Linked DNA regions of Homo sapiens: region 1 is linked to region 2. A link is an interaction called in ENCODE POLR2A ChIA-PET data of the cell type or tissue named here. Cell type or tissue: MCF 10A. All regions are shown on one strand.

The links. Peaks named below come from ENCODE experiments on the same cell type or tissue, not always from the same donor. Only the 100,000 strongest peaks of a DNase experiment are listed, where the experiment ranks them.
Region 1: POLR2A ChIA-PET joins it to region 2 with 5 read pairs; 2 of 35 experiments call an interaction of 5 or more read pairs at or near these places.

The regions. Positions count from the first base shown.
Region 1 is chr14:59,852,208-59,857,207 of GRCh38, forward strand. The region is part of intron 1 of RTN1 (reticulon 1); the gene reads right to left. Among named protein-coding and RNA genes, the nearest start is that of RTN1, 16 kb to the right of the region's middle. In MCF 10A, no CTCF peak of the experiment used is centred here; no DNase peak of the experiment used is centred here.
Region 2 is chr14:59,722,012-59,727,011 of GRCh38, forward strand. RTN1 (reticulon 1) reads right to left here. Exons shown (of 9, transcript NM_021136.3): 3 at 4,908-5,000. Among named protein-coding and RNA genes, the nearest start is that of MIR5586, 77 kb to the left of the region's middle. In MCF 10A, no CTCF peak of the experiment used is centred here; a DNase peak (open chromatin) is centred at 2,600.

The DNA of each region.
Region 1 (5,000 bases), 130 kb after region 2:
TTAGAGAAGTCAGTTGACTTATTTTGAAGCTGCATTTGCATGAGAAGCACTCTGATTTTACTTTGATGGTATGTTCATATATAAATAAAAGTAGAGCAGACTTTTTAAAATATCATATGCACACTTTACATAAAATTGAGAAAAAAACTGATTTTCCACATTGAAGAATACATATTTATTTAGGGTGGCATTAGATGACTGATGGAGATTTTTAGAGGGAGAATTAACATCATCTCCTAGTCCCACCCCCAAGCATTTCCTAATAATAATGGTAAAAGACTGTTGCCTAATCTACTTAAAATACCATTTGGTTCCAAAAACGTTGGCAGCGACTGAAGTGTACACAGACTCAGTAAATACACAAATGATGATGCATCACTTATCTGGGCAATGAAGATTCACATAGACCCATCATTAAGCCCTTCTCAGAGGCTGAGATTAGCTACTGTCTACTGGTAGAGCCATGACTGGAATCCAATATGGAATCTCCAAATCCTCTCTCTTTCTCTCATTTCTCCATAGCCAATCTGGAAAGAGTATGGCTTAGTAATCCTCTGAGAGCCACAAATTCAGTTAGAGTATATTCTTGAAATTAATACAACAAAATTTATGGAATGCAGATCTTTTGCCTGATTTAGACTGCTCTTCCTCATAGTCTGACCATATTGTTATTTTACTGAATTTATTTATATATTCTTAGTATGTATTTGTGTCATCTATCCAACTTCATACTTTGTGTCTGTGTACATATATATATTAAACGCTTAATAAATATTTGTTGAATAAAGGATGATTGAGTGAGATTTTATTGAACCATGAAACTATTGCCCCTGTGTAAACAGTGATCTCTATGAGAGTATCTGGAATCATTGATTTCTAAGAGTTAGAAAGTTATTTCATTTCCCCATCCATAAAAGACTTCTGAAAAATTCCAGAATTTGGGGGTGTTTGTACAGATTTTCCAGTGGGGGTCTGTGATCATGAAACGATTTTTTAAATTACTAATCTAATGTATCTCCTCTATTATAACCCCTCTGTCACAGGCATGATCAACCCAACTCTGCTACATATCTCCAGTAACAAAAAACTCACTACCATATGAGGAAGTCTAGGCTATTTTCATAGCTCTGATGAATACTGAGCTCTAATTCTCTCCCTGTAACTTCTGACTGACCACAGATCCATCCGCCAGTCACATAAACATGCCCAGACCCTATGCCACTTGACAACCCTTCATGTATTTTTAGACAGCTGTCATAACCCATCCTATCTTCTTTTAAGCAGTCTGTAAATCCTCAGCTCTTTCAACCAGAGTCAAGATTTCTACTATGACTTCTACCCCGGCATTCAGTGCACCCAGAACTCTGCCCAGACCTTCACATGTTCCAACCTTCCCATCTTAAGGGTTGAAACAAGTATTCCCAGCTCTCTCCTACTTGTTTTGGGCATCTCGAGTTAACGAGACTTAACAGTTATCATGTCAGGGACAGCTGCTTCACTCTACTGACTTAAAGTGAACTTAAAGTTAACAAAAAATCCCTGTTTTTTCTCTATTTATGTTGCAGTTCCACCATGCATGGCCCTCCCATTCTATCCATACAGTTAGTTTGGGGATTCTATTGCAGGGTTTTGCAATTATCCCTATTAAACTTTTACTTTTTTTTTTTTTTTTTTTGAGAGGGAGTCTTGCTCTGTCGCCCAGGCTGGAGTGCAGAAGTGTAATCTCGGCTCACTGCAACCTCCGCCTCCTGGGTTCAAGCCATTCTCCTGCTTCAGCCTCACAAGTAGCTGGGACTATAGGCATGAGCCACCACCTCCGGCTAATTTTTGTATTTTTAGTAGAGACGAGGTTTCCCTATGTTGGCTGGTCTTGAACTCCTGACCTCAGGTGATCCGCCCACCTCGGCCTCCCAAAGTGCAGGATTACAGGCGTGAGCCACCACACCCAGCCAAACTTTTTAACTTTTTAAATGCAATTAATTGTTGCTTTTGGCTGAGGTTCTTAAGGATTCTCAAGTTCTGTCAACTCAAGTTTTAGCCACCGTCTTCCCCATTCAGATTTATGCTCACTGTAGTTCAGATAGGTTTTCATGCAAGCTAATTCCTTATTTAATGTGCAAATTTTACTGCACAGATCATAAAATAGATGCTGTGGCCAGGCGCGGTGGCTCACACCTGTAATCCCAGCACTTTGGGAAGCCAAGGCGGGCAGATCATAAGGTCAGGAGATCAAGACCATCCTAGGCAACATGATGAAACCCCATCTCTACTAAAAACACAAAAATTAGCTGGGTGTGGTGGCACCTGCCTGTAATCCCAGCTACTCGGGAGGCTGAGGCATGAGAATCGCTTGAACCCAGGAGGTGGAGGCTGCAGTGAGCCGAGATCATGCCACTGCACTCCAGCCTGGAGACAGAGCAAGACTGCGTCTCAAAAAAAAAAAAAAAAAAAAAAAAATAGATGCTGCACAAGAAAAGCCTAAAATAGGCAACAGAGTGAAATAATTAAGAGCATGAACCCTAGATCCAGACTGCCAAGGTTCATCAAATCTGGATGCTTCACTTACTAGCTATATGATCATAGGTAAGTCACTCAATCTCTCTCTATCTCAGTTTGCTTACTTGTAAAATGGGGAAAATAACCATACCTACTTTATTGAGATTAAGGATAGGATTAAATGTAAACAGCCCAGAACACATTGTAAGTGTTATAGAAATGCTTGTTTCATAAGTAACTTAGCTTATGTGTGCATATAAGTACAGATCAGAAATCAGTAAGTACTGTAAATGTGGAAAACATCTCAACAACTAAAAGTAGTACTATATGGTTATTTTCCCTGAAGCCCCCATCTGGACCAATATGGCTTAGATTTTGTGCATTTAGCAAACATGAGGCAATATACCTGTCAGTCTGTTTTCACTGTACCCTATTAATATGAATACTCAATGAACATTTGAAAAAGGGAACATGTCGTCTAAACATTCCTGTGCTACAGAGAACAGGGATTTTATTATTTATCCCCTTTTATTTTCTGTTTTCTTTCTGTTGTTGAGATTGGTCATTTCTATTGTTTCTCTTCAAATTCACTAACATTTTCTTCTTTCCTCTTCACTCTGCTGTCGAGCCCACCTACTGAGGCTTTTATAAAAATTATCTCGATTACTGTGTTTCTTCTAAAATTTCCATTTAGTTCTTTATAGCTTTTATTTCTTTGGTGAGACTTTCTTTTTCTTTGCTGGGACTTTCTATTTCTTTGCTGGGGACTCTCTATTTTATTATTTATTTCAAGTGTGTTTGTAATTGTTTGTTGAATAATTTTTGTGATGGCTACATTAAAATCCTTCTCAGATAATTCTACCATCTGTGTTAATATGGTGTCGATTGTCTTTTGTCATTCAAGTTCATATCCTACTGGTTCTTGTAATTTTCCATTAAAATCTGGACAGTTTTGGTATTATGTCTTGAGACTATATATATTGCTTAAATAGAAGTCCAGGTTTTCCACTCAGTCTCATCACTGAGCAGTGATGAAACTCCTGACTCTCCTCTAGGCTTCCTCTAACACCACATTAGCTGGCAGGTGAATTAAGTGCCAAAGCCTTACTAGTGCTGGGTGTCTCTTACATCCTCAGAAAGGTGGAAGTCTAGGCTCCCTCCTTGGCTTTTGTGGTGGGCATGGAGGTGGGACCTCAGTTTATTTCATGGTGTTTGGCTGGATACAGTGATTACTGTCTAAAAGTTTTCTATCCTGCTAGGATGCCGTTTTCTGGTCCTTTCGCTAGAAACAGCAGGCTTTTTTTGTGGGTGTTTTTTGTCTGTGCCCATTGGCATTTCCTGCTTGTTGGCTTCTCCAGTATCCAGCCTGAGATATAGGATGAAAACAGAAAACCCCGAGAACTCACTGCTGTGTCCTTCCACAGGTCCCATGATCTCTAGTAAGACTGTCTTCTTCTCTTCATTCACCTTTCAGAGTCCCTTTCTATTTATTTTATATGCAATGTCCAGGATTTTTAGCTGTATTTAGCAGAAGGGATAGAGACTCCATCTTTCTAGAGCAATCATGTTTTTATATAAGACTTTAATCTACTGAGTTATAAGACTAGCCTGCAGATTCCCACAAGCCCACAGGGCCAGTTGATTTAGCCCTGTACTGGCGGGTAGCAGGAGCTAGCTTTCGCTGTGCTGCCTTCTCTGGTAAGAGAAGCAGCCTCTTCCAGACCAACTCCCACACATACCTGGGACAGCTTCCTAGGCTTATTGCCCTTCCACTGAATAGGAGAATCAGAATAGATTCCATCTGCTGTCCTCCCTCATTCCAGCTGGTCCCCACGGGCACACCTCAGCCCTGTACTCACAGATCACTCATCAGGACATGGGAAACGCAGCAGATCACCACTCCTACTGCCCTCCTCCAAAATGTCTTCCCATGTGGATTACCAAAACCGACTTCTCTCCACCCCCAATCCTTCCTTGCTCTCCTGAGCTTCCCCATTGCTATTTGGCTGAGGTCCAGCTTGGCACAGCAAGCATTTTATAGTAAAACATCTAAGGTTGAGGTTCATTCTCAATCTTCATTCTCTATGGCATCTGACGCTACTGACCAGGCTTCCTATTAATAGTACCTTATAGATACAGAGTTATCTGCCATTTCCATGCATCTTCTTGTGTTATCCCATTTTATCTTCACATAACCCTGTAAGATAGCCAGAACAGTACTGTGCTCATGCAATGTCATATATGAAGAAACTGATACATAAAGCAGTCATATGTCTTGCCCACATTGACATGATATTAGGTACCAAAGCCAAGACTAGATAAATCTGATCTCTCAGTCAGGGCTCATTCTGTACCACGTCATCTTGGCTTTTGTGATACTATAATAATAGGAGTACCTGTATTTACCATATGATTGCCAGGCACTCCACAAGACCTAATACCATATATACCTAACTATAGAATCTGAGGCTCAGGGAGCTTAAAGCTAAAGCTTTAAGCTTTTT
Region 2 (5,000 bases):
TATGTATCTTTCTAACTCTATTTACACATGTGTATAATTTATATATTTTTGCCCACCTGCTATAGCATTTCTATGGGATAAATTCCTAACAGTATTCAAAAAGTATGAGAACTTAGAACTGTAAGAGGGTTAGAGTCCTGGAGGTTGAGTGTTCACACTCAATGACATCACTTCATTTGCTCAGGAAGGGAACAGAGGAAGGAAAAGAGCAAATTTTGATAAATTAACATGGACATACGGAATTTGGGAGGTCTATGGGATGTCCAATACACAGTGAGGGAAATCGGCTTGGAGTTTAGAAAAGAGGATTTCTTCAAAGCAAGAGATTTGAGAAGTGTCACACATAAAGCAGTGCCTGAAAACCTGCATGGGTGACAGCAGCTTTGACAGCAAGGATAGGCAGGAGGAAGAAAGACAAGGATAGAACTCAGGGACAACACAGAGGAACTGGAAGGGTGGTAGCAAAAGAGACTGGAAAAGAGGTCAGAGAGTAAGAGGAGAACCAAGAAAGAGAAACATCAGTACGATAAGGGAGGAAAAAGTTCTGAGAAGGAGTGAACGATTTCCATGAGAGCTGATATTGTCCCTAATTTTATTGTTAAATGACATAAGTTACAAAACAGTATGTTCAATATAATGTTACTTTTTCAGTGAAAAACTATATATTCCTGAATACTTAAAGAAATTCTTGAAGAACAAGAACAACAATAAAAAAAAAACAATACAAAGGCCTGTAGTGACGTGTGAGAATTAGGGATGGGAGGGTTGAGTAGGGAACTTTTAACTTTTTTTTTTTTTTTTTGAGACAAGGTGTCTTTCTTTGTTGCACAGGCTGGAGTGCAGTGGTGTGATCAAAGCTCACTGCAGGCCCGACCTCCTGGGCTCAAGTGATCCTCCCACATCAGCCACCTGAGTAGCTGGGACTACAGGCATGCACCACCACACCCAACTAATTTTTGTATTTTTTGTAGAGATGGAGTTTCATCATGTTGCGTAGTCTGGTCTTGAACTCCTGGGCTCAAGTGATTCACCAGCCTTGGCCTCCCAAAGTGCTGGGGCTACAGGTGTGGGCCACCATGCCCAGACTCTTTAACTTTGAATTCTGTGCCATTTTGTACAGTTTGAATTTATTACAACAAATATACATTACTTTATTATTAACGTTTTAAGGACTGATCAGCAGTATGATATTAGATTACCAGAGAGGACAAGAAAGATGAGATTGAAAAGAGGCCATTTGTTTGGCAAGAAGACAGTCAGTTTCAAGTAGGAATATGAAAGCATACTGCCATCGTCTAAAACCCTGCTACCCTGGCCGAGTGCGGTGGCTCACGCCTGTAATCCCAGCACTTTGGGAGGCCAAGGTGGGTGGATCACAAGGTCAGGAGATCAAGACCATCCTGGCTAACATGGTGAAACCCCATCTCCACTAAAAAAAAAAAAATACAAAAAATTAGCCGGGCGTGGTGGTGGTGGGCGCCTGTAGTCCCAGCTACTCGGGAGGCTGAGACAGTAGAATGGCGTGAACCTGGGAGGCGGAGCTTGCAGTGAGCAGAGATGCTCCACTGCACTCCAGCCTGGGCAACAGAGCGAGACTCCGTCTCAAAATAAATAAATAAATAAAAATAAATTAAAAAAAATAAAACTCTGCTTCCCAAGCTTTAAAGTGTATAAGAATCACATATGCACTTATGCACAGGGGATCTTGATTCAGTACGTCTTGGAAGCAGCCTGAGATTCCCCATTTCTAACAACCTCCCACATAATATCAACATGGCTGGTCCAAGCCACACACTTTTGAGTTGCATGATAAGTAATCAGAATGCAGGAAACAAGCTCAAGGGCAAAGATACCATGATTTCCCAACAGGTGTCCCCCTGGAATATGAACCCAACGGCACACTCTAATAAAAAGTATTCTACAATCACATAGGTTTGGTAAATATCACATAACTATCCTGATTAATCACACTGGGTATTAGTGCTTTTATGAAAATTTTTAAATTGGCTTTTTACTTGGACATTCCTAACAGTTACGGCTAATCTTGTAGAAAGGAAAACATATCTACCTGCTTTAGAATCTAATGTTTATAACAGGTCATCCTAGAAGGTGTAGGGGAGCAGAAATACAGGGCGGCAAGAGCTCAGGGGCATACAAGGAGGAAAACTGAAGCATGAAGAAAGAACTGCGTTTTGTCTCCAGTGCAATAACTGCAGAGGTCTCTGAAAGGTGAGAAAGCTCCAAAACTAGGCCTTGTTAGAGCACGTGCACCAGTTACCCTGGTGCTCCTCCATGGTACATGCAATGATGCCATCAAATATCTGTCAAACCTTATCCTAAATATTATTCTAAATATTTCTAGGCACTTCTGAAACTCTGTCCAGCATCAGCAGGATGGCTCATCCCCTGGATACTTGTGAATGCATAAAATTAATGCATGCATACTGCCAGAAGCTTCAGTGGACAAGAGCAGGAAACCACAGAAGCTGACCGGACCTCACTGTTGCCAGGAGTCAAGCTTGGCATGAGCACAAACCTGCTGTCCACAAACAGTGATTAAGAACAGCCTGGGGCTGGGCGTGGTGGCTCACGCCTGTAATCCCAGCACTTTGGGAGGCCAAGGCAGGCGGATCGCCTAAGGTCAGGTTCAGTGAGCCAAGATCACGCCATTGCACTCCAGCCTGGGCAACAAAAGTGAAACTCTGTGTCAGACGAAAAAAAAAAAAAACAGCCTGGGGAAGGCTGGGCAGCGCTGATCCTTTCTCACCTGCTGAGACAGAGCAAGTGAGACCAAAAAGAACCTCAGAGCTCAAATTGCCTGCTGGCATTGCTGAATCACCTGCTCAGGACCTCCAGTTCTTGGCTGCCTCAGAATGGCCTTTTAGACTCTTCATAGATAGTGCAGTGGAGCAGTGAGTTTCAGTGGGAGACTAGATTTCAAAGGACCCCTCCGTGCAGAAGAGAGTGGAGATTATTCACCTTGGCACGCCCTCATCTTTTGAAAAGACTGCCACACCCTCCTCTCTACCTTCTAAACTTGGCAGCACAGGGTCCAAGCCATATGGGGCAACTTGTACAGAGATTCAAATGACACAAAATTGGCCATAAAAGATACTCTGAAGCCTTTGCATTCACAGCTGCAGTTTTCCATCTCCTCAGCTCTTCATCAGGTGTCTGGTCAGTCAGTCCCAGCTGTTGTCCTTGTCTCTCAATAGGCCTGCAAAGTTCCCTTTTCTCTTTAGCCCTCAGATTTATCTACTTTTGAGAATAAACATATTTGAACAGCACCGTGCACACGGTGACTATCTCAGGAACATTAGTTAGGGGATAAAATGGAGACACATGCCTGTTACAGTACAGTGACATGAACACATGCTCAGCATGACTCAAGCTTGACTGTTTTGGGGCCCCAAGGGGCTGAAGGTTGTTCATGTTAATACTTTTTCCTGTGGTTCCCTGCAAGCTGCAGCGTCTTTTCTTACTATGTCAGGATAGTAGCAAAAAAACCCAAAATGGTTTTAAGATTGACCCAACAAACACATTCCCACCGTTAAATTTGTCTTCAAGTATCTTCCCTATCACACACACTAAATATGCTTTCAGCTCTTTAAGAAGAGCTATTTGGGAAGTCAAGAGTCAATTATATCAGCCCCCACACCATGCCACATGTCTGAGCCACAGCAACTATGTATCTTTTTATTTCAGTCCTCTAGATTCCTCTATTCTATTCCAATGTGTTAATTTTAAAGAATTTAGCAGCTAGCTTCCAATTTAAAATAACGAGAAAGATTTTGTCCTCTATTTTTATATGAAGCACTTTAACTGCCGCTAACATCATTGAAGTTAGCATAGACACAGGAAAGAGGGCGCACCCTTGAAATCACTTATCTCCAAAAGGAAAAGGCAAAGAAAGCACTTCTAAAGGAAAGAAAAGTAGAAGAGATGGGTGGGAGGGGACCTTGAATACAGTTGTTAGGGTTTGTTTTAAAGTCCTACCTGAGTGTTCTCTCCCCAGGAACAGGGTAGAAGTTCTCTAACTTCACCCATTAACAAAAATAGAATGAGCAGGACCTCACTTAGTCATGTGACTCTAATTCCTTTCTTGAATTCCATAAGACAACTGCAATCAGGTGCGGTGAACGATTTTTGGGGAAGAATCTCTTGTACACGTATAATGTCTGGAAAACAAATGACTTCCATTTTTCTTGCATTTGAAGACTCACCTCAAAATTTTTCATAGGGAGAACATAATGACCACATTAAATTCATTCTAAGTAATAAGAGACTTTAAAAGTGAATGAATCACCTTCAGTCTTGCTTAGGGACAAGAGAAAACTCTGGACCCAACTGTGGTCTCTGTCTTGCCTGACTCACTGGGACATAAAAACCTTACCAAGGCCCAAATCCCTTGCCCTTGGGTAAGAGAAAGGATGGAGCTGAGCTCCATTTTGCATACTTAAGAAACAGGCCTGGCTGGCAAAATAGAACATGCTAGTGGTGGGTTCCAGCACCTACAGAGACTGAGCAGGGGAACTGGACCAGAGCCTGGACAATAACAAGAAAAGCATCGCTTTCCTGGGGGAGGAAACCCAGCCCTGGAATGGAAAGACAGGCGCATGCACTCCATTTAGGAGATCCTGGAGTGAACACAAAACCGCTCATTATTAGGGAGGCTGGGTTCAGCCAGTCCTGAGTTGCCCTGAGCACGCGGTTCTGCCACCGACTTCTGTCCCAGCTGCAGATCTGAATTCTCTCATCTCCTCCCATCCCCCCTGGAACCGTTCTCTGGTCAACTGTTTGATCAGCATGGGGATGACTCCAGGGCTGAGCCAGAACCGCCCCTGCTGAATGCTCAGAGCACCCAGAGGGAGGACACTAACCAAGCATCCCTGCTTGGGATCCTTTACCTTTTTGCTTATTGAGAAACAGCAGTGGGGGCGGGGCGCCAGGACCTAGAGGCCCAGGGCCCTTTGTGGCCGCAGGACTTTGGTTGGAACTCG